Linked DNA regions of Homo sapiens: region 1 is linked to region 2. The links are chromatin contacts, found by Hi-C or POLR2A ChIA-PET in ENCODE. All regions are on one chromosome and are shown on one strand. The core of a region is the stretch at or near the end of the contact, and the rest is flanking DNA. Distances in the headings are between cores, read along the strand shown. Region 1 holds the start of ANAPC5 (anaphase promoting complex subunit 5). Region 2 holds the start of KDM2B-DT (KDM2B divergent transcript).

Evidence for each region. A loop is a pair of places that touch in the nucleus more often than their neighbours do. ChIA-PET counts read pairs that join two places held with the same protein, here RNA polymerase II (POLR2A). Pooled maps may share reads with other maps.
Region 1: a loop to region 2 is called in a pooled map, with 4 times the contacts of the local background. The contact joins the promoter of ANAPC5 here to the promoter of KDM2B-DT in region 2. A Hi-C loop is called at or near these places in 12 of 50 pooled maps. POLR2A ChIA-PET finds 5 or more read pairs at or near these places in 2 of 52 experiments (WTC11 and activated T-cell).

Annotation. Positions count from the first base shown.
Region 1 is chr12:121,351,064-121,353,851 of GRCh38, forward strand. It overlaps ANAPC5 (anaphase promoting complex subunit 5), which reads right to left and starts at 1,348. Exons shown (of 17, transcript NM_016237.5): 1 at 1,071-1,348. The coding sequence starts at 1,277. RefSeq lists enhancers at 423-1,098, 1,091-1,350, 1,775-2,450, 2,451-2,788.
Region 2 is chr12:121,578,873-121,581,832 of GRCh38, forward strand. KDM2B-DT (KDM2B divergent transcript) reads left to right here and starts at 1,639. Exons shown (of 4, transcript NR_183427.1): 1 at 1,639-2,391. KDM2B (lysine demethylase 2B) reads right to left here and starts at 2,151. Exons shown (of 23, transcript NM_032590.5): 1 at 1,914-2,151; 2 at 1-74. The coding sequence starts at 2,039. RefSeq lists silencers at 193-272, 1,432-1,741, 1,822-1,871 and an enhancer at 1,441-2,376.

The DNA of each region.
Region 1 (2,788 bases), core at 98-2,597, 230 kb before region 2:
GTCTGCAAAATGAAATAACACATGACGGCCGGGCGCAGTGGCTCACTCCTGTAATCCCAATACTCTGGGAGACCAGACGGGAGGATTGCTTGAGTCCAGGAGTTCCCGGCCAGCCTGGGTAACATGGCAAAATCCCGTCTCTACAAAAAATGCAAAAAAATTAGCTGGGCGTAGTGACCCGCGCCTGTACTCCCAGCTACTTGGGAGGCTGAGGTGGGAGGATCACCTGAGCCTGAGAGGTCGAGGCTGCAGTGAGCCGCGATCACACTACTGCACTCCAGCCTGGGCGACAAAGCGAGACCCTGTCTCAAAAAAATAATAATAATTTAAAACAAATTTTAAGTAAAGTGCTTAGCACACAGTTAAGTATTCAATCAGTGCTCGTCCTTGGCTTTATGCCTTTTTTTTTTTTGAAACGGAGTCTTGCACTGTCGCCCAAGCTGGAGTGCAGTGGCGCGATCTCGGCTCACTGCAACCTCCGCTTCCCAGGTTCTAGCGATTCTCCTGCCTCAGCCTCCCGAGTAGCTGAAATTACAGGTGCCCGCCACCACGTCCAGCTAATTTTTTGTGTTTTTAGTAGAGACGGGGTTTCACTACGTTGGTCAGGCTGGTCTCGAACTCCTGACCTCGTGATCCACCCGCCTTACCCTCCCAAAGTGCGGAGATTATAGGCGTGAGCCACTGCGCCCGGCCCGGTTTTATGGCATTTTTACTGTTTATTACGGTCCTCTAGGATAGGGAGCCTGTATGACTTATCCCTGTGTCTCCAACGCTCTATTGTATAGCCCCATTTTAAAGAAGATACAGGATCTGAGACTCTAACTCTCAGCTAATAAATACTGGAGCCAGACATGAACTTGCAAAAAAAAAAAATGCATGTAAAGCGCCTGGCCCACCGTAAACGCTCAGTACGTGTTAGCTACCGGTAGTAGCTATCTTTATTTCTTCACGTTCCTCCAGGCAGGGAGAGTATCTGATGGACACGAGTGTCCCCAAGCCCAGGGTTCCGCACAGAGCAGATGCTCAGTAAAAGTTTGCTGCACGAGCAGGAGCCAGCGGGCGCCTCTCACCTGCAGCAGGGGCAGGAGCAGCTGGTTGAGCCTCCGCCGCTCCATGAGGCTGACGGCGCCCTCGCCTGTGCGGCTCATCTCGTTCAGCAGCACCAGCACCGCGATCTTGTACGGCGTCACCCAGTCCTTGATGCCGAACACATTGGCGTGCACAACCCCATTGGTCATCATGGGATTGAAGTAGAGGCTCTCGTGGACGCTGGCCATGGCGGCCCGAGACTAAGTCTCGGGCCCGCGGCGCGCTGCCGCCAGTTGTCACCACAAGGCACAACACTACCGGGTCTACATCTCCGCCCGCCCTCACAATATCCCAGGAAACAGACATCCGCGTGCTCGCGGCATTTGTTAACCAATCAGAGCAGTCTGTCAGAGCACATGGGAGAGCGACAGCCAGTCAGAATGTACAAGAGTGCGGGGAGGGGTGCACCAAAAGACTGACTCCCTACAGAAACTTTTGCCGAGTGGGAGCAGGTTCCCAGGCTACGTGGACAGGGACCGGATGGGAGGGGAAGTCGATGCTTGGGGTCGGGGCTGAAGGGACTGAGGAGCTCCCAAAGTGGTTTTTTTGTTGTTGGTTGTTGTTGTTGGTGGTGGTGGTGGTGGTTGTCGTTGTTGTTGTTTGAGACGATATCTCGCTATGTTACCAAGACTGGAGGGCAGTGGTTATTCGTAGACGCCCTCAAAGAGCACTGCACCCTCCCAAATCCTGGGCTCGAGCGATCCTCCCGCCTTCCCGAGAAGCTGGGACTACAGGCAGCGCGCCTGGCTTGTTCATGTAATTTGAAAATAGTTCAAATAGAATGTTTAAATGATTGTGTTTAAAAGTACCGAAATTAAATTTGCACCCTTAAAGTATGTATTTATTATGTTACTTTTAAACTCAAATGTTTAGGAGTTTAACTCTGTCTTTTTAAAGATAGGAACATGAGATTTTTCTTCAGCGTTTCACAAATGCCATTTGCAGACAGCCAGATCAGGTTGCCAGTGGTCGTGTATCCTTACGTGAAATAGAACATTAGCAACATCACCTCCATGTGCTGAGTCAGTTTCCTACCTAATAAACTACAAAATCTATACTCTGCATTTCAAAGCCCTCCAAAAGCAATCCCCAGCCAACATTTTGAACCTGATTTTTCACAATTCCCCTTCCGTTCATCTGTACCTCTCCCAAGACACTTAGTTCTCTATACCCTGAATTATTATTAATGATCTGGTATCCCTATTAGTCTTTATGTCCCTTGAAAGAAAAACCACATACCATTCAACTTTGGCTATCCACATGCACACACTGTGCCTTGTGCCTTTTGTTTTGTTTTGTTTTGTTTTGAGACGGAGTCTCCTCTGTCGCCCAGGCTGGAGTGCAGTGGCGCGATCTCTGCTCACTGCAAGCTCTACCTCCCTGGTTCACGCCATTCTCCTGCTTCAGCCTACCGAGTAGCTGGGACTACAGGCATCGGCCACCACGCCCGGCTAATTTTTTGTATTTTTAGTAGAGACGGGGTGTCACCGTGTTAGCCAGGATGGTCTCAATCTCCTGACCTCGTGATCCTCCCGCCTCGGCCTCCCAAAGTGCTGGGATTACAGGCGTGAGCCACCGCGCCCGGCCTGCCTTGTGCCCATTTTTATGTTTGTTTAAATTATACTTTCTCTCTCTCTCATTCTGCTACCGAGGCTGGACTGCAGTGGCACGCTCACGGCTCACTGCAACCTCAGCCTCC
Region 2 (2,960 bases), core at 389-2,888:
CCGCGGACGCTGACGATCTCCTCCACGTCCGACAAGTCCTCGTTCTCGTCGTATCGCTGGCGGTCAATCGGGCGCTGCGAGGACCCAAACCAGAGAGCCCGGGACATTATTGTGGGGGCTGGAGGTCGCCTCTCAACCTGGGCCCAGCACTAACAGGTGCAGCAGCCGAGCGCCCCCTGCACCCCACCATTGCAACCCAAGCAACTTTGCGCAATTGCCAAAGATGCTGAAAAGCAGGACAAGGAGAGGGGCCCGCACCCCGAGGGTCCAGCTGCGCTCTACGCGGGGTACTCCCCTCCGGTGTCTTCGGAAGCACTGAAGGGACATCTGGGGACCCTCCCCTGCCCCCCGCCCCCGAAATGTGCTGGGCTTCGCCCACTCGGCCGGGAGCCTGGTTATGTAACCCGCGAAGGGGGCTCCGGACACGGGCTGGCGGGGCAAATGTAGGCCCCAGGAGGAGCCGCTGCGGCGCCCGGCTCGGCGGTAACAGCAGCCCCAGCGGCCGCGGCGGCAGAGCCGGGAAGCCGGAACCGGGGGCCGGCGGCATTTCTAAAGCTGGAGCCGCCCCCGAGCTACCGGGGAAGCTGGAAAGCTGAAATGGAAGGGCTGAGACCCCAGCCGCCCCCGCCGCCCGCCCGCCAGTGCAAGAAGAGGAGGTGGGGGGAGGAGAATCGGGGCTTGGAAGGGGGAGAGGCAGACGGCCCGCCACAAAGCTCGGATCGGAGACCCCAAAACGCACCAGCAGCTGCCTCATCTCCCCACAAGCGCGCGCGCACACTCACTTCCTAAGGAGACTCCCCCACCACTCCCCGCATCCCCCTGCCTCCTCCCTCCACCGCCCAGCGCCCGGCCCCTCAGCCCCCCAGATTCCGGGCGAACCCCGAGCCCGCTCAGCCCCCCTCCACGCCTTTCCCCGATACCACCTCCCCACTTAAGTGTCTGAGACTCTAAGCCTCACAAGGGGCTGGAGGAGTAAGCAGCTTGCTTCCTTTTGCATGCAATTTATTATATTTTTTTCCCGGTCCTCTTGCAAAATACAGAAAAGGAAAGAAAAGGCAGCGAGAAACAACCAAAAAAAAAAAAAAAAAGATCTATCATATGCCAGATACAGATTTGGAAAAAAAAAAAAAAAAAAAAAGCTACACACCAATCTTCTTCCAGAGTCTTTCTCTGCCTCCATTTTTTTAGGAGAGTTCACCAATTAATTGTCAACACTCCTGCCCCCTGCATTTTGGCCGAGGGGGGAAGGAGGGAAGACCAAAGAAAACAAACCAAAAAATAAATAAATAAAGCAAGCCAGAGCCGAGATCTACAAAGTTTTGCACCAACACTTAGGCAGATCCGTTTGCAAAGTCCTAGGAAACCATTTTCAGCAGTTGTGGGGGGGGGGAGGCGTCGACGTCATAATCCCCGGAACGTAAACATTGTTGCCGATCGCGCTCGGAGCCCGCGGCCGGGCTATTTGGGGGGGCTCTCGGCCCGGGCTTGGGGGGGTGGGGGCGGCGGCCCGAGGAGGTATGGGGCGGGGAGGGAGCCCGGGAGGCACCGGGCGCCGTTAGCGCCGTGGCATCGCTGTTTTGTTGTTGGGTCACGAGTGCGCCTCTGCACGCAGGCGCCGCCGCCGCCCGGGAGTTGTGTGCAGAGCTGACTTTTGGAGGGCCGAGTTGCAGGCGGCGGGCGCATCCCGGAGATGGCGGGGCAGGGAGGGAGGGAAGGAGGAGGGGGCGGGGAGGGAGGTGCAGATTTGCACGGCTGGCCTCAGCGGGAGGCGCGGAAATGCAAGCCGAGCATGCTGGCGTGAAAGCCCCCGGGGCCTGGCACCCCCAAAAACGACCCCCCACCTCCGTTCCTGCCCTCATTGCCCAGGGCTACCCCTCTTCCTCTTCTTTCATCCACCCCTCCCCCAACATTACCTGTGTGGCCGACTCAAATTCAAAGCATTTTGTATATATAACTGTTTTCTTTTTTTGCTTTTCTGCTGCATGTCTTTTTCGTGGGGGGTGATCCTCTGCAGATCCCCCCATTTGCGGACCCGCCATGTGGAGGAGGCATTTGGGGGGCTCAGAAGGAAATTAGCTCGGCTTCCATACCTATAAGGACTGCCTAACTTTTAAACTCCCGGCACTCAAAGATGTGGACACACACACGTACAGGAAATACAGCCAGACCAGAGCCTTTGCAGTCCGCAGCTGACCGGAAGACGTTGCCTTTCATTCATTCATTCTGCCCGCCTCTGTGGACTCCTTTACTAGGCGACCAGCCCTGAAACAGAAGTTGGACATTTTTTAAAGGTTCTTGCGCTCGGCAAGGGGAGCAGATAGATGCTCAGGAGCGAAAGACGCAGAGAATTGGATCTGGCGCCTCCTAACGCAGCCCGCACAGGAGCGAAGGGTAAGCCCTTGTTGGTAGTTTATAGAAGACAAGTCGGTGGAAAGGTGCATGGTGCTCTGGGATAGGTGGGGGGAACTCTAGTGCCCTTGATGAAGCCCCTACAGGGCTTCTTAGCGGAGGTATCGGCACCCTCCGTACATACATGGGTGTCATTAGGTCCCTGTCCACTTACTAGTGTTTTTGACTACCCCAGCACTGGTCCTGGGTTGTCTTGTCCTCCCATCATGAGCAACAGTCAGGTCGACTTGGCTTGAGAAAAGCTAGCCCTAAACATTCCTCCAGCCCCAGCTGTGGCGCCCTGCTAGGCCTGATCTTGCGGGTAAAGATGCTGATAAAATGACATGGCAAGAGGGAGACGATAAAGGGACATTGTAGATAGCAGGCTTTGAGCCTGACATTTTATTTCTGCCATAACCCTGTGGGATACTTGGAGCAGGTCATTTTGCAGATAGGGAAACTGAAGCTCAGAGAAATTATGAATCTGAATGATTGCTGTGCTCCCATATGGTCCCCAGGCTATCAGACAGACCTGTGGGGAGGACGTGGCTTCCCCACCAGGAGATACGATG